Regions from separate parts of the Homo sapiens genome. Here region 1 is linked to region 2. Evidence: read pairs that join two places in POLR2A ChIA-PET (ENCODE). Cell type or tissue: Caco-2. All regions are shown on one strand. Each heading gives the region's core, and the rest is flanking DNA. Links, peaks and the distances in the headings are about the cores only. Region 1 overlaps MARVELD2 (MARVEL domain containing 2). Region 2 holds the start of CCNB1 (cyclin B1).

What was found. ChIA-PET counts read pairs that join two places held together with the same protein. Peaks named below come from ENCODE experiments on the same cell type or tissue, not always from the same donor. Only the 100,000 strongest peaks of a DNase experiment are listed, where the experiment ranks them.
Region 1: POLR2A ChIA-PET joins it to region 2 with 11 read pairs; 2 of 35 experiments call an interaction of 5 or more read pairs at or near these places.

Annotation. Positions count from the first base shown.
Region 1 is chr5:69,441,118-69,449,879 of GRCh38, forward strand. MARVELD2 (MARVEL domain containing 2) reads left to right here. Exons shown (of 7, transcript NM_001038603.3): 7 at 415-3,213. The coding sequence ends at 537. Among named protein-coding and RNA genes, the nearest start is that of MARVELD2, 30 kb to the left of the region's middle. RefSeq lists a silencer at 493-690. In Caco-2, for the core only: no CTCF peak of the experiment used is centred there; a DNase peak (open chromatin) is centred at 3,204.
Region 2 is chr5:69,161,872-69,170,562 of GRCh38, forward strand. CCNB1 (cyclin B1) reads left to right here and starts at 5,279. Exons shown (of 9, transcript NM_031966.4): 1 at 5,279-5,412; 2 at 6,037-6,207; 3 at 6,302-6,472. The coding sequence starts at 5,392. RefSeq lists enhancers at 4,959-5,924, 5,305-5,534. In Caco-2, for the core only: no CTCF peak of the experiment used is centred there; a DNase peak (open chromatin) is centred at 5,070; H3K4me3 peaks cover 1,962 bases.

The DNA of each region.
Region 1 (8,762 bases), core at 165-8,164, 280 kb after region 2:
CCGTTTATTAGTATTTTCTATACTTATTACTTTTTCTTTTTTTTTAAAGAGATGGGGTCTTGGCATGTTGCCTAAGCTGGCCTCAAATACCTGGGCTCAAGCAATCCTTCCACCTCAGCCTCCTGAGTTGCTGGGACTACAGGCACATGCCACTGTACCTGGCTTTATCAGATATTAAAATGAAAGGTGTCTTAGCACTTTGTACTTCTGCTTGATTTTGCTGTGAACCTAAAACTGCTCTAAAAAAAAAAGTACATTTAAAAAATATGTAGAGAGCTTAACTGTTACCCTGAGTTCAGAATCTGCTGTAGAGACTTTTGCTATGTATGATCATTTCCTGGGTGACAATGTATGTTTCTGTGTTTTTCACTGAGGAAGCCAGGAGCCAAAATAATACTTATATTTCTTTTACAGGATCCTACATTTCTGGAAAAAAAAGAACGCTGTGATTACCTAAAGAATAAACTTTCTCACATAAAGCAAAGAATTCAAGAATATGATAAAGTAATGAATTGGGATGTACAAGGTTATTCTTAACGCTTATTTGAAACCACTTTATTTTTTTATTTTATTTTATTTTTTTGAGATGAAGTCTCGCTCTGTTACCCAGGCTGGAATGCAGTGGCACAATCTCGGCTCACTGCAACCTCCACCTCCCGGGTTCAAGCAATTCTCCTGTTCAAGCAATTAGCCTCCCCAGTAGCTGGGATTACAGGCGTGCGCTGCCACACCCCGCTAATTTTTGTATTTTTAGTAGAGACGAGGTTTCACCATGTTGGTCAGGCTGGGAAACTACTTTTTTTAAAAAATAGCAAGTTTACTATTTATTTACTGCCTTTTTAATGCTAGCCTCTGTGGTAGAGAAGCAAGCGCTTCCCAAATCAGCTTCCAATTGGTTTAACCAGTATGCAACATTAAAGATTTTACTCAGACATTTTTAAACGAATTCAAATGTTCTAAGGGCCTTTACTAAGAATGGAAAAAATCCTGTGTTCATCTTTCATCTGTGACCAATTTCATATTCATCTATCTCATTTAAATGTGTCATCATTTTAGAGATCGTATCCTGGCAGTGTGATGGGCAAGTGGACCATCAATTCTGGTGCTACTTTTTCCTTTTTTACTCAGGCAGGTTCCTAGGATTTTTCTGGGACAAATTTCTCTTCCTAGAGAAATTCCTAGGGGATTTCTAAAGGATTTTTCTAAGGGAAAAAGGGTGACATCTTTCAAAGGTGTCATTTATTCCCTTGAAAGGTGTTTGAATCCCAGATCAACATTTTCAGACATCCTGATCTTGGGCAAATTGCTTAATCTCTCTGTGCCTGTTTCCTCTTCTGTAAAATGGGGCTAATAATAGTTCCTTCCTCATAGAGTTGTTAGGATTAAAGGAGTTACTAATATGGTAGGAACTATATTAGTGTTTGTGAAGTCTACTGAAGTGTTTGTGAAATGAATAAATTATAAAGAATGAGTCTCAAGAAAAGGTCCTTAATGAGCAAGCCCAACCTACTTAACCAAAAGCCCAAGTGTCTGGTGCCTTTCTGGTTTGTGGTGTTAACTCATGGCCTTAGCCTGGTGCTTCACTGTGGCTCTGTGGCCCCTGGGGTTCCACATGGCCTCCCTGTCTTTCATCAGTGTGACTGTACATCTCTCCATCTCCCCATAGTCCAGCCTGCCCTGGACACATTGAATTGTATGAATGGTATTGCTTTTTTTTTTTTTTTTTTGTGAGACAGAGTCTTACTCTGTTGCCCAGACTGGAGTGCAGTGGTGCGATCTCGGCTCACTGCAAGCTCCGCCTCCCAAGTTCACGTCATTTTCCTGCCTCAGCCTCCCGAGTAGCTGGGACTACAGGCACCTGCCACCACGCCCAGCTAATTTTTTTGTATTTTTAGTAGAGATGGGGTTTCACCGTGTTAGCCAGGATGATCTCGATCTCCTGACCTCATGATCCACCCGCCTCAGCCTCCCAAAGTGTTGGGATTACAGGCGTGAGTCACCGCGCCCAGCTGGTATTGCTTTTCTATTCCCTTTGGACATACATGCTACAGTCCCACAATGTAGCATTTCCTTGGAAACTCCCTTTTTTTTTTTTTTTGAGATGGAGTTTCGCTCTTGTTGCCCAGGCTGGAGTACAGTGGTATGATCTTGGCTCACTGCAGCCTCTGCCTCCTGGGTTCAAGCGATTCTCCTGCCTCTGCCTCCCAAGTAGCTGGGATTACAGGCACCCACCACCATGCCCAGCTAATTTTTTGTATTTTTAGTAGAGACAGGATTTCACTATGTTGGCCAGGTTGGTCTCAAGCTCCTGACCTCAGATGATCTACCAGCCTCGGCCTTCTGAAGTGCTGGGATTCAGGTGTGAGCCACTGTGCCCAGCAGGGATGCTTCATCTTTCTAAGAATTATCTTGGCTTTGGACTTTATTCATAAATGTTTTATTTCTGTTAGTATGAACAATAGACTGCCTTAACAAAGTTTTTTTTTAAACAAAATCGTTCTTGTTGGATTTTATTCAGCAGCATCTATCATGTAGATAAATTCCCAGGTGTAGCATTACAGCTTCTGACTAATATAGCTGCCATTCAGACAATTAATGTTCAAAGAGTTTTCTAAAGTGATAAAACCAAAGAAAAGCATGTGGAAAAGCAGAAGCTTAGAAAGTTGTGGTCACTGAATGCACTCCCTGGTTTTTATTTGTCAGTGAAATCTTTATGCATTCATTGTTAATATTTTAATTCCATGGCTTTGTAGGCTGTGCTGTGTCTGAAGGGGTAACACCTAGGGAAACATGAGGCCCCTTATGGGACCCCCCAAATGGAACAACTTCACTTTCTCTTTTATGTATTGAGCCCTGTGTTAACATTTCACTTAAGAAGAGCACCAGTGCTTTAAAAAAAAAAAAAGGTAAAATATTACCATTTTGATAGACTGTAAAGAGTTAGATTCCTGTTGAAGTGTTAAGGAAATTTAACTTTGTGAAACTTTTAAAATAAAGTTTATAAATGTAGCTAATCTTTGAAAAACCAATGCAGTAACACTGATTTGTAAATGTTGTGGTCAATCCCTAGGTGCATTAAAGTTTCAGTCACCTGCCGTGTGTGTGTGTGCCCTTTTATGTTTGCCTTCCTAGCATTCCTGTGTTCACTGTGCATGTTCTTGAAAATATTTTCACTTGTCAGAAAATAAACTGGAAAGTCATTGAAAACCCGTAGGTCACGATGCTCAGGTGACTCACTGTTTCTCCTTCCCCCATTATTCGCAATAATTCAAAGTCCAGGCCACTATATTAGTTTCCTAGGACTGCCATGACAATGTACTACAAACTGAGTGGCTCAAAACAACTGAAGTGTGTTGTCTCACAGACCTGCAGCCTAGAAGTCTGGAAGCAGGGTGTCAGCTGGGACATGCTCCCTCAAAAACCTGTAGGGGAGTCCTCTTCTAGTTTCTGGTGGTTTGCTGGCCATGTTTGATGTTCCTTGGCTTGTAGATGCATCTCTCCAATCCTCCATTCTCGCATGGCCTTCTCCCTGTCTGGCCATACCAGTCATATTGGATGAGAGGCCCACCTTCTCCAGCATGACCTCCTGTGAACTCATTACATTTGCTAGGACGCTATTTCCAAGTAAAGTCACGTTCTGAGGTACTGGAGGTTAGGAACTTCAGTGTTATCTTTTTGAGAGGCCACAGTTTAGCCTGTAATAGCTACATTTGGCAAGTTACAAGATTCAGAAGGAAAAGTACTTCCCTGTACATTTTCTTTCTTCCATATTATTTTTTCTTTTATTTTTTGTGATGGAGACTCACTCTGTCGCCCAGGCTGGAGTGCAGTAGTGTGATTGGCTCACTGCAACCTCTGCCTCCTGGGTTCAAGCTAGTCTCCTGCCTCAGCCTCCCAAGTAGCTGGGATTACAGGCACTCACCACCACACCCAGCTAAATTCTATATTTTTAGTAGAGACAGGGTTTCATCTTATGTTGGCCAGGCTGTTCTCGAACTCCTGACCTCAAGTGATCTGCCCGCCTCGGCCTCCCAAAGCAATTCCCCTGCCTCAGCCTTCCAAAGTGCTGGGATTACAGGTGTGAACCACTGCACCCAGCCCTTCCATATTATTTCAACATGTATTCTAATTTGAAAATTAATATGAGGATATGTCAGTATATCTAAAACTTGAAAAAAGTATATGCCAGTTATATGTCAAATGCTTTTATTGTCCCAGATATGTTAGCATTAAAGATACTGAAATCAGTGAAACAGGTAGAGACTTTGGGGGTGGTAATGAAGTACATATTTCTAGAAATTGTTTCTGATATTGAGATGCACCGACATTTGAAAGATACAACACAGGAAAAGTCTACAATTTTTTCTGACCATCTTTTTTTAACTATTATAATTTTTAAAAATAATGAGTATAAAAGCTTAGAAAACAAAAGTCCTACCAGTACCAATTCTATTCCCTGGCAGTATATACTGTTTGCAGTATACCCTCCCAGACCTTTGTGGTGTGTATAATCACCTTTATTTATTTATTTATTTATTTATTTTTACAAAAATGGCTTTAGACATTTTATTTTTGAGATGAAGTATTGCTCTGTCGCCCAGGCTGGAGTGCAGTGGCATGATCTTGGCTCACTGCAACCTCCCCCTCCTGGGTTCAAGTGACCCTCCCACCTCAGCCTCCTGAGCAATGAGGACTACAGACGCATACCACCACGCCCAGCTAATTTATGTATTTTTAATAGAGATGTGATTTTGCTGTGTTGGCCAGGCTGATCTTGAACTCCTGACCTCAAGTGATCTGCCCACCTTGGCCTCCCAAAGTGCTGGGATTACAGGCATGAGCCACCACACCTGGCTGTAAAATCACTTTAAAATTGTCTACTTTAATGCTTTCAATGGGTTTCTTTTTTGGGATTGTTGTTGTTGTTTTGATATGGAGTCTTGCTCTGTTGCCCAGGCTGGAGTGTAGTGGTGCTACCTCCGCTCACCACAACCACCACCTCCTGGGTTCAAGCAATTCTCCTGCCTCCGCCTCCTGAGTAGCTGGGATTACAGGCGCACACCACCATGCCCAGCTAATTTTTGTATTTTTAGTAGAGACAGGGTTTCACCATGCTGGCCAGGCTGGTCTTGAACCCCTGACCTCAAGTGATCTACCTGCCTTGGCCTCCCAAAGTGCTGGGATTACAGGCATGAGCCACCATGCCCGGCTGCTTTCAATGGGTTTTTAAAGGAGAGTATGACAGACCTGCTCGAGCATGTAATAGACTACTTGTCCTATAATAGACAAACTGGGGATAGGCAGAAGGCAGGAGGGATGGTTTAGCCCCGCAGAAGGCGAAGAAGGTGAACTTCTGAGCTCATCACAACCAAGACTCCATTTCTTACTATGTGGCCTTGACAAATTAACATCTCCAACCATCAGCCTCCTTAACTGTGATGTGGCGATAATACCACCTGACGAAATTGTTGTGAAAATTAAATAATGTAAAACACCACGAAGATACTTGCTCAATAACTGGTGGCTAGATACTCAAAATATACTTTTCATTGTGTTAAATAATAAGGTGGCTATAGACTATCAAAATGACTTCTTTTGAATAATAAAAGTTATAAAAAGCTTTTTTAAAAAGTATATAGGTAATATATTTATTATAGAAAATTGATTAGGTCAGGGGTGGTGGCTCATGCCAGTAACCCCAGCCCTTTAGGAGGCTGATGTGGGTGGATCACTTGAAGCCAGGAGTTTGAGAACAGCCTGGCCAACATGGCAAAAACCCTTCTCTGCTGAAAATACAAAAATTAGCTGGGCGTGTTGTCGCACACTGTAGTCCCTGGAGGTAGTCCCGGGAGGCTGAGGCACGAGAACCGCTTGAACCTCAGAGGTGGAGGTTGCAGTGAGCTGAGATCGTGCCACTGCACCCCAGCCTGGGCGACAGAGCAAGACTCTGTCTCAGAAAAAAAAAAAAAAAAGTACAAAAATTAGCCTGGTGTGGTGGTGCACGCCTGTAATCTCAGCTACTCGAGAGGTTGAGGCATGAGAATTGCTTGACCCCAGGAGGTGGAGGTTGCAGTTAGCTGAGACCATGCCACTGCACTGCAGCCTGGGTGACAGAGTAAGACTCTGCAGAAGGAAGGGAAGGGAAGGGAGGGGAGGGGAGGGGAGGGGAGGGGAGGGGGAAAGAGAAAGAAGAAAGAGAAAGAAGGAAGGAGAGAAAGAGAGAGGAAGGGAGGGAGGGAGGGAAAGAGAAAAGAAAGAGAAAGAAGAAAAGAAAGAAGAAAGAAAAAGAAGAAAAGAAGGAAGGAAGGGAAGAGAGAGAGAGAGAAAGGAAGGAAGGAAGGAAAGAAAGAAGAGAGGCCAGGTGCGGTGACTCACGCCTGTAATCCCAGTACTTTGGGAGGCTGAGGCAGGCGGATCAAGAGGTCAGGAGATCGAGACTGTTCTGGCTAACATGGTGAAACCGCGTCTCCACTAAAAATACAAAAAATTTAGCTGGGCTTGGTTGCGGGCACTTGTAGTCCCAGCTACTCGGGAGGCTGAGGCAGGAGAATGGCGTGAACCCGGGAGGCGGAGCTTGTAGTGAGCCGAGATCGCGCCACCACACTTCAACCTGGGCAACAGAGCAAGACTCAGTCTCGGAAAAAAAAAAAAAAAAAGAAAGTTATTTTGAAACTCCAACCTCTGATGATAGAATTCAGAATAGGGGTTACCTGTGAGAGAGGTTTATTGGCTGGGAAGGAGCATGAGGGAGCTTTCTGGGTACTATACCTTCATCTGGTTCGTTGCTTACCAGGATATATACATATTTAAAAATCCATCAAGCTAAGCATTTAAAATTGGTGCCTTTTACTGTACATATATTATACATGTATTTTACCTCAATTTTTTTTCTTTTTTAAGACGGAGTCTCTCTCTGTTGCCCAGGCTGGAGTGCAGTGGCGCAATCTCGCCTCACTGCAACCTCCACCTCCAGAGTTCAAGTGACTCTCCTGCCTCAGCCTCCCGAGTAGGTGGGATCACAGGTGTGAGCCACCACGCCCAGCTAATTTTTGTATTTTTAGTAGTGACGGGGTTTCACCATGTTGGTCAGGCTGATCTCGAATTCCTAGCCTCAAGTGATCCACCCACCTCGGCCTCCCAAAGTGCTGGGATTACAAGTGTGAACCACTGCGCCTGGACAGGGTCTTGCTCTGTCTCCCAAGCTGGAGTGCAGTGATGTGATCTCAACTCACTGCAACCTCTGCTTTCCAGGCTCAAGCAGCCCTCCAGCCTCAGACTCCGGAGCAGCTGGGCAGCTGGGACCACAGGAGCAAGCTACCACGCCCAGCTAATTTTTTTTTTTAAGAGATGGGGTTTCCATGTTGCCCAGGCTGGTATATCTCAAATTTTTTTTTTTTTTTTGAGACGGAGTTTTGCACTGTTGCCAGGGCTGGAGTGCAATGGTACGATCTCAGTTCACTACAACCTCTGCCTCCCAGGTTCAAGCGATTCTCCTGCCTCAGCCTCCCGAGTAGCTGGGATTACAGGCGCCTGCCACCATGCCCGGCTAATTTTTTGTATTTTTAGTAGAGACGGGGTTTCACTATGTTGGCCAGGCTGGTCTCGAAGTCCTGACCTCCAGATCTGCCCGCCTTGGCCTCCCAAGTGCTGGGATTACAGGCGTGAGCCACCGTGCTTGGCCCTCAATTTCTAACAATTATACTGTATACATGTTTGAACAAAAGTATGTTCACAGTTTTTTTTTAAGTAATGTTGTTGTTGTTGTTGTTGTTGTTTTGAGACACTGTCTCACTCCCTCGCCTGGGCTGGAGTGCAGTAGTGTGATCTCGGCCCACTGCAACCTCTGCCTCCTGCGTTCAAGTGATTCTCCTGCCTCAGCCTCCTGAGTAGCTGAGATTACAGGTGTGAGCCACCACACCTGGATAATTTTTGTATTTTTAGTAGAGATGAGGTTTCACCATGTTGGCCAGGCTGTTGTCGAACTCCTGACCTCAGGTCATCCACTCACCTCAGCCTCCCAAAGTGCTGGGATTACAGGCGTGAGCCACCGCGCCTGGCCAAAAAAATGTAAATTTAAGAATACAATGCTTTCATAAATTGGGAACTGCCTGTAGTGTTCTAGTGATCTTTGGAAAACATTTACAAAGTTCTGGAGAAACAAAAATCTTACAACTATTGGCTTCATGAGCCATATTTGAAACCCAAGCCTGTGTGTGTGTGTGTGTGTGTGTGTGTGTGTGTGTGTGTATGACTTGAAGCCAAACCCCACATCTAAGATGGTAGATATAACCATTTCGTCCCCTTTTCCCCTATGAGTGGTTCTAAAACAAAAAGTCTGCAAGTGAATGGGCCTGATTTATACCTGTTTAAATGCTTTTATTCAACATAATTGCATTCATGCCTATGAATTCCCTTTGTGTATAGGGCAGGAGGCTGAAGGATGTATGACACGTGGGGAAAATGCTGTTAGTTAATGTGTGAACAATAGTAGCCCTTCCCAATTTAAATCTTGTTTGTGACCAGTAAGCCTGCCAGTGTTAATATTCAAGGGTACTCTGCGGATTGCTATTGCTGAAGGGCAAAGCCAAGTTAAAAGACAAAGTTACTCAGAACTAGCTTCCCAAGTATTTGGAAGGTGCCTGCCATGTGATATAGCTGCCCAGATGCAGCAATGTGGTGAAAACAGTCGGCCACTGTTCTTAGAGTTTATAGTGATATCCAGGATTTTCTTAGAAACCCTCAGGGTTGGCCGGGCGCGGTAG
Region 2 (8,691 bases), core at 692-8,691:
GATTAAGAAAATGTGGCACCGGGCATGGTGGCTCACGCCTGTAAACCCAGCACTTTGGGAGGCCGAGGTGGGTGGATCACATAAGCTCTGGAGTTCGAGACCGGCCTGACCAACATGGAGAAACCCTATCTCTACTAAAAAAAAAAATACAAAGCTAGCCAGGGGTGGTAGCACATGGCTGTAATCCCAGCTACTTGGGAAGCTGAGGCAGGAGAATCACTTGCCATTGCACTCCAGTCTGGGCAGCAATAGTGAAACTCCATCTAAAAAAAAAAAAAAAAAAGTGGCACATATACACTATGGAATATTATGCAGCCATAAAAAGGATGAGTTCATGTCCTTTGCAGGGACATGGATGAAGCTGTAAACTATCATTCTCAGCAAATTATCACATGGACGGAAAACCAAACACCACACGGTCTCACTCATAGGTGGGAATTGAACCATGAGAACACTTGGACGCAGGGTGGGGAACATCACACACCAGGGCCTGTCAGTGGGGTTGGAGGGCTGAAGGAGGGATAGCATTAGGAGAAACACCTAATGTAAATGACGAGTTGATGGGTGCAGCAAACCAACATGGCACATGCATACCTATGTAACAAACCTACACATTATGCACATGTACCCTAGAACTTAAAGTATAATACAAAAATTTTAAAATTTTAAAAAAAGATCACAGTGAATGGGTACAAAAGTACTATTAGATAGAAGGAATAAGATCTAGTGTTCCGTAGCCTAGATCTGGCCTAGGGTGACTATAGTTAACAATAATTTATTGTATATATTTATATATTTCCTTTTTTTTTTTTTTTTTGAGAAACAGTCCGCTCTGTCGCCCAGGCTGGAATGCAGTGACGCGATCTCAAATCACTGCAACCTCCGCCTCCCAGGTTCAAGTGATTCTCCTGCCTTAGACTCCTGAGTAGCAGGAATTACAGGCTTGTGCCACCATGCCTGGCTAATTTTTGTATATTTTGTAGAGATGGGGTTTCGCCATGTTGGCCAGGCTGGTCTCGAACTCCTAAGCTCAAGCAATCCCTGAGCTCAAGCAATCCTTGAGCTCCTTACAGGCATGAGCCACCATGCTCGGCCTTTTTTAATTTTTTTTTGAGACAAGGTCTTGCTCTGTCACCCCGGTTGGAGTGCAGTAGTGCAATCACAGCTCACTCAGCCTCAACCTCTCAGACTCAAGCGATCCTCCCACCTCAGCCTCCTGAGTAACTAGGACTAGAGGTATACACCACCAATCCCAGCTAATTTTTGTATTTTTTGTAGAGATGGGGTTTGCCAGGTTGCCCGGGCTGATCTCGGACCCCTGGGCTCAAATGATACTCCTGCTTTGGCCTCCCAAAGTGCTGGGATTATAGGCATGAGCCACCATACCCAGTCTGTATATTTCCAAATAACTAAAGGAGTGGAGTTGGAACGTTTCCAACACAAATAAATGATAAATGTTTGAGGAGATAAATATCCCAATTACTCTGATTTGATCATTACACATTGCATGCTTGTATCAAAATATAACATGTACCCCATAAATATGTACAACTATTATGTATGCATAAAAATTAAAAATAAACATGACAAAATGTACTATTAAGAATATTAGTCCAAAAAACAAATAAAAACAACAAAAGAAGAAAAAAAGAAATAATTAAAAAAAATAAAAAGAAGAATATTAGTCTGAGGCCAGGTGCGGTGGCTCTGGTGAACCCAGAGATTAAGGCTGCAGTAAGCCATGTTTGCGCCCCTGCACCCTAGCTGGGTAATAGAGACACTGTCTCAAAACAAAAATAAAACTGGGCAAAGGCTGGGCAAAGTGGCTCATGCCTATAATATTCCCAGTGCGGCCGGGCGTGGTGGCTCATGCCTGTAATCCCAGCACTTTGGGAGGCCAAGGCGGGCAAATCACAAGGTCAGGAGTTTGAGACCAGCCTGGCCAATATTATGAAACCCGGTCTCTACTAAAAATACAAAAATTAGCTGGTGTGGTGGTGGGCGCCTGTAGTGCCAGCTACTCGGGAGGCTGAGGCAGGAGAATCACTTGAACTCGGGAGGCAGAGGTTGCAGTGAGCCGAGATCGAGCCACTGCACTCTAGCCTGGGCGACAGAGCAAGACTCCATCTCAAAAAAAAAAAAAAAAAAAAAAAAAATATATATATATATATATATATATATATATTCCCAGTGCTTTGTGAGGCCAAGAGTTTAAGATGAGCCTTGGAAACATAGTGAGATCCCATCTCTACAAAAAATAAAAAATAAAAAAATTAGCTGGGCACAGTGGCTCACACCTACAGTCCTAGCTACTTGGGAAGCTGAGGCAGAATTGCCCGAGCTCAGGAGTTTGAGGTTACAGTGAGCTATGATCACACCAGTGCACTCCAGCCTGGGTAACATAGTAAGACCCTATCTCAAAAAACAAAACAAAACAAAAACTAGGCAAAATACCTGAACAGATACCTCAACAGAGAAGTTATACAGATTATAATCACAGAAAAAGATACTCAATATCATATGTCATTAGAGAACTGCAAATCAAAAAACAATGAGTTACCACTACACACCTAATAGGATGGCTACAATTTTTTTAAAAACTGACAACACCAAATGCTTGTGAGGATTGCTGATGGGAATGCAAAATGGTAGAGCAGCTTTGGAAGACAGTTTGGCGGTTTCTTACAAAAGTAAACATACTATATGATCCAACAGTCTTGCTCCTTGGTATTCACCCAAATGAGTTTAAAACTTATGTCCACTCAGCCGGGCACAGTGGCTCACGCCTGTAATCCCAGCACTTTGGGAGGCCGAGGAGGGTGGATCACGAGGTCAGGAGATCGAGACCATCCTGGCTAACATGGTGAAACCTCGTCTGTACTAAAAATACAAAAAATTAGCCAGGCCTGGTGGCGGGCGCCTATAGTCCCAGCTACTTGGGAGGCTGAGGCAGGAGAATGGCGTGAACCCGGGAGGCGGAGCTTGCAGTGAGCCTAGATGGCGCCACCGCACTCCAGCCTGGGCAACAAAGCAAGACTCCGTCTCAAAAAACAAACAAACAAACGAAAAACAAAAACAACTTACGTCCACTCAAAAATCTGCACACAGATGTTAGTAGCAGTTATATTCATACCAAAACTTGGACGCAATCAAGATGTCACTTAGTAGGTGACTGAATAAATAAACTAGTACATCCAGACAATGCAATATTATTCAGGGCTAAAATAAAATGAGATCCCAACCCATGAAAAAAACATGGAAGAACCTTAAATGCATATTTGAGTAAAAGAAACCATTCTGACCGCCAGGTGCAGTGGCTCACGCCTTCAATACCAGCACTTTGGGAGGTTGAGGCGGGTGGACATTATACGTCATTATATATTTGTCAAAACCCGTAGAAGACACAACACCTAGAGTGAACCTTAATGTAAACTATGGACTTTGGGTAATACTGTGGTGTCAATGTAGGTTAACAGATTATAATTAAAGTACAACTTTAATGTGGGGTGTCAATAGTGGGGAAGGCAGGTGAAATGCTCTATACTTTCTGCTAAGTTTTGCTGCGAACCTAAAACTGCTCTAAAAAATAAAGCATATAAAAGGAAAAATTTGGCCGGGCGTGGTGGCTCACGCCTGTAATCGCAGCACTTTGGGAGGCCGAGGCGGGCGGATCACCAAGTCAGGAGATCGAGACCATCCTGGCTAACATGGTGAAACCCCGTCTCTACCAAAAATACAAAAAATTAGCCGGCCGTTGTGGCGGGCGCCTGCCGTCCCAGCTACTCGGGAGGCTGAGGCAGGAGAATGGAGTGAACCCTGGAGGTGGAGGTTGCAGTGAGTCGAGATCGCACCACTGCACTCCAGCCTGGGCGACAGATCGAGACTCCGTCTCAAAAAAAAGTAAAAAAAAAAATTTTTAAACTGGAACACAGAGGATAAGTAATCCTGCTTCGCCCCTTGCCTCTCGCCCCTGCATGGGGCGAGGAAGGATTGATCAAACCCAGAAAGACTGAGTGAGAATGGATGTTGAACACAGAACTGAAGGATGAATGGGAGTTACCTGAATAGAACCCAGGGGCTTGAATGCAAGAAGAGGCGGGCATTCCAGGCAGAGGAGAGCAAGGGTAAGGGCCCCACGGGAGGCATTCGAGTAGGAGGGTGAACTATGATGACAGAAGACTCAATAACGATCCAAAGAAACCAAATGATTGGGCGCCTTCTTTCGGATCCGTGACTTCCAGCGCCAGGAGTCTCTATTGGCTCTTATACCGTTGCTCTATGGGATAGCAATGTTTTTGTCCTTCAGCCTCCCCTCCAATTGCTGAGCTGCTGGTGTGTTTTGAGGAGTAGAAGGCAAAAAGAACCCTCTTGTTTTTCTTTGGATCTAGAGAGAATCTGAGCAAATGACAAAGCAAATGGGGTAAAATGTCTTTTTGTTTAGTTTTTCCTGATTTTCCCATGAGAGGCAAATACATGTTAAGGATAGTTGAATCTGAGTAAAGGGCATAGAAATATTCCTTACAAGATTTTTGTTGGCAACTGGTCTAAGTATGAAATTATTTCCAAATAGAAAGCTAAAACAAACAAAACAATTGGCCTTGGGAAACTGGACAATCTTGAAGTAATCAAGTAATATTGTTAAGGGACAATCAGTGTTGTGAAAACAACACGGATACACCCCCTCCCTCCCCCTCAAAAAAAAAAACCCTAAATTCAGTTCCCCCGTTGCTAATGTGTGACCCTGGCAAAGTCATCTAAGTCGCTGAGCTTCAGTTCCTCCAACCCAGAGAGTTGTTGCAACGATCAAATGAAAGAATGTCTATTAAAGCCTTTCATGAACTATATTATTGCTGCTACCGTAGAAATGGAAAGTGTGCAACACTAGATCCAAAACTACTTTTGACACTTCTGAGACTGTGGCCGCGCCTCTGTCACCTTCCAAAGGCCACTAGGCCTTTCCTGAGCTGGCATTGGCAACGCACACTCTTGCCCGGCTAACCTTTCCAGGTGGGCGGCGCACTGGCTTCACTGCTCTCCAGGTGGCCGCTGCAGCTGCCCGAGAGCGCAGGCGCAGAGGCAGACCACGTGAGAGCCTGGCCAGGCCTTCCGGCCTAGCCTCACTGTGGCCCCGCCCCTCTCGAACGCCTTCGCGCGATCGCCCTGGAAACGCATTCTCTGCGACCGGCAGCCGCCAATGGGAAGGGAGTGAGTGCCACGAACAGGCCAATAAGGAGGGAGCAGTGCGGGGTTTAAATCTGAGGCTAGGCTGGCTCTTCTCGGCGTGCTGCGGCGGAACGGCTGTTGGTTTCTGCTGGGTGTAGGTCCTTGGCTGGTCGGGCCTCCGGTGTTCTGCTTCTCCCCGCTGAGCTGCTGCCTGGTGAAGAGGAAGCCATGGCGCTCCGAGTCACCAGGGTGAGCCGCTTCGGACTGCGAACTAACGCGGCCTTCTTAGCTGCTGCCTGCTCTCCCTGCCTCGCCTGCGGGAGCCTCCCGAGCGGGAGAGGGCCGCAGGAGCGATTTGGGGAGGAAGGTGGGAGGGGACTCACCAAGAGAGCGCCGAGGTGGGCCCAGGCCTGGTGAGAGAGTGTGGGGGACGATGGATGGAGGGAGGAAGGTGAGAAAGAGAACTGGACGGATATTGGATAAATGTTTTGGGGAGGTGGAGAGTCGACTGGGAACCTTTTGAAAAAGTGATAGAGGGTCCCTGAGTGGGCCCGCCAGCAACTCTGTAACCCCCTTCCCAGAGAGAAGGTGTCTGCAATTGGAGGCTTTTTCGGTTTCCTTTCAAATGTAAATTCTCGGTATTTTAGGGCTGGCCAGGACTAATCAGGGAATCCCTCAATTGGTAAATGTAGAGGTCGGCGGAAACTGACTTGTCACGGCCGCAGAGTAGACTCTGGGACCCATGTTTTCCCTCGGAACCCATTTTTAGTCGGCTTTCTTTCTGGGAACTTCTCCTTGTGCCCCACCTTAATTAACCCTTGACTTACTCGAGCCTTCGTGGATCAGCTCTTAAAGTGGTCTTGCTTCTTTCAGAACTCGAAAATTAATGCTGAAAATAAGGCGAAGATCAACATGGCAGGCGCAAAGCGCGTTCCTACGGCCCCTGCTGCAACCTCCAAGCCCGGACTGAGGCCAAGAACAGCTCTTGGGGACATTGGTAACAAAGTCAGTGAACAACTGCAGGCCAAAATGCCTATGAAGAAGGTAACTCTCTTCCTGACCTAACTTCTGTAAGAGCCCGCCTTCCAACTGTGGCCTTTGATGCAGAAACATTTCATTCTCTCTGTTTCATCTACAGGAAGCAAAACCTTCAGCTACTGGAAAAGTCATTGATAAAAAACTACCAAAACCTCTTGAAAAGGTACCTATGCTGGTGCCAGTGCCAGTGTCTGAGCCAGTGCCAGAGCCAGAACCTGAGCCAGAACCTGAGCCTGTTAAAGAAGAAAAACTTTCGCCTGAGCCTATTTTGGTAAACTTATTCTTACCATTGTAGAGTCTGTTGATTATTTCTTGTCCCTTATTTCACTGATACATGCAAGAGCATTCAAATGAATAGTAATATTAATACCATTTATTGAGTGCTTAGCATGAGGCAAGCTCTGCCTAACATTTTACATGCATTAACTCACATAATCTTTACACGTACTCTCTGAGGTATTGTCACCTCTACTATTTAAATCATGGCTTTAGAGAGGTTATGTCAGGGTCACACAGGTAAGTGGCCCATATGGGATTCAAGCTCAGGCTGTCTGGCTTCAGAATCTATGCTTTTAATTGTCAACTGTCTTATATTCCTTCGTTAATGATATTAAGTAGTAGCTGTCTGAGCCAAAGGCTTTGTTATCCAACTACAAGCCATCTCTGCAGAATTTATTGGCGTAAACATAGAATGTTCTCTTGAATTTTTTTACTGCTGCATATGGCTACTAAATAATAAGCCTGTAACATTGGAATATGCAAAGGAGTAAAACAGGAAGAAGGCAACTTTTCAGGGAGTGGTTAAGAAGATGAATTAACACTTAGCCTCAAAAATAATAACTTTTTATTAAATATAAGGTATGTAAATGTATTCTATGATAGACCTACCTGTGAAGGAAAGGTAGGTCATGTAGAGGAGGCTGCTTTGATGAAATTGCAATGAACTGTATTCTGAAGCTCTGTTTTTTTAAACTTAGTTAAAACCAGTTGGGAAAATTATCTGAAAAAAACTTGTTGAGACAGAGTCTGGCTCTGTTGCCCAGGCTGGAGTGCAGTGGCGTGATCTTGGCTCACTGCAACCTCTGCCTCCCAGGTTCAAGCAATTTTCCTGCCTCAGCCTCCCTAGTAGCTGGGATTACAGACGCACGCCACCACGCCCAGCTAATTTTCATATTTTTAGTATAGATGGGGTTTCACCATGTTAGTGTACTCCTGACCTCATGATCCGCCCGCCTCGGCCTCCGAAAGTGCTGGGATTACAGGCGTTAGCCACGGCGCCCAGCCAGTTCAGCTTCTTATATCTAAGGATAAGAGATTGAAAGCTATTGCTTTAGTGTTGAATTTCTGGGCATAGCACATGAAATATGTAGCCAGCACAGTCTTTGGGCATATCAAACTACGTGAGGCTTTCTTGGAAGGCCCATACTGATTCTTACCTTTGCTTTCCCACTTAGTAAGAATGCCTTCCCCACCCTGTCTTTCATTTAGCTAATAACCTTTTCATCCTTGAAAACAGCTCAAGCATCAACTCCTGAAGCTTTCCCAAACTTCCCCCATCTCCACCCCCTGTTCCTAGAATCAGTCTTTTTTTTCCCTTTGAGACAGAGTCTCACTCTGTTGCCCAGACTGGAGTGCAGTGGTGCCATCTTGGCTCACCACAACCTCTGCCTCCCGAGTTCAGTGATTCTCCTGCTTCAGCCTCCCAAGTAGCTGGGGCTACAGGCACATGCCACCATGCTTGGCTAATTTTTGTATTTTTAGTAGAGACGGGGTTTCACTATGTTGGCCAGGCTGGTCTCGAACTCTTGATCTCGTGATCCACCCGCCTCAGCCTCCCAAAGTGCTGGGATTACAGGTGTGAGCCACCATGCCCAGCCTTAGTCTTATTTTTGTTTATTTTTTTTTTCCCAAGACAGAGTCTTGCTCTGTCACCCAGGCTGGAGCACAATGGCACGATCTTGGCTCACTGCAACCTCTACCTCCTGGGTTCAAGCAATTCTCTTGCCTCAGCCTCCTGAGTAGCTGGGATTACAGGTGCCAGCCACCACACCCAGCTAATTTTTTTATTATTTTTTTATTTTTTTATTTTTAGTAGAGATGGAGTTTCACGATGTTGGCCAGGCTGGTCTCGAACTCCTGACCTCGTGATCTGCCTGCCTCGGCCTTCCAAAGTGCTGGGATTACAAGCGTGAGCCACCATGCCCGACCTTATTTCTTTACTTTGTCTACTAAATTCAGAGTCCTTTGAGGATGCCATGAAGTCAATGCCTTGTAGAGTTTGACTTCAAGAAGGTGCTCAATAAATGTTTGAACAATGGGATAAAGGGAGCTTGAAGGAAATGGTTAATGGCGATGAAGTTAGTTAATCCTTAGTAGTCAGGATAGAATTTGTGTTGAGTAGTGAGAAGCAGTTTATATTATGAAATAAAGACTAAAGACTGAATTGTCATTTATTTGGACTAACTTCACATGTTGCTGATAAAAATTAAT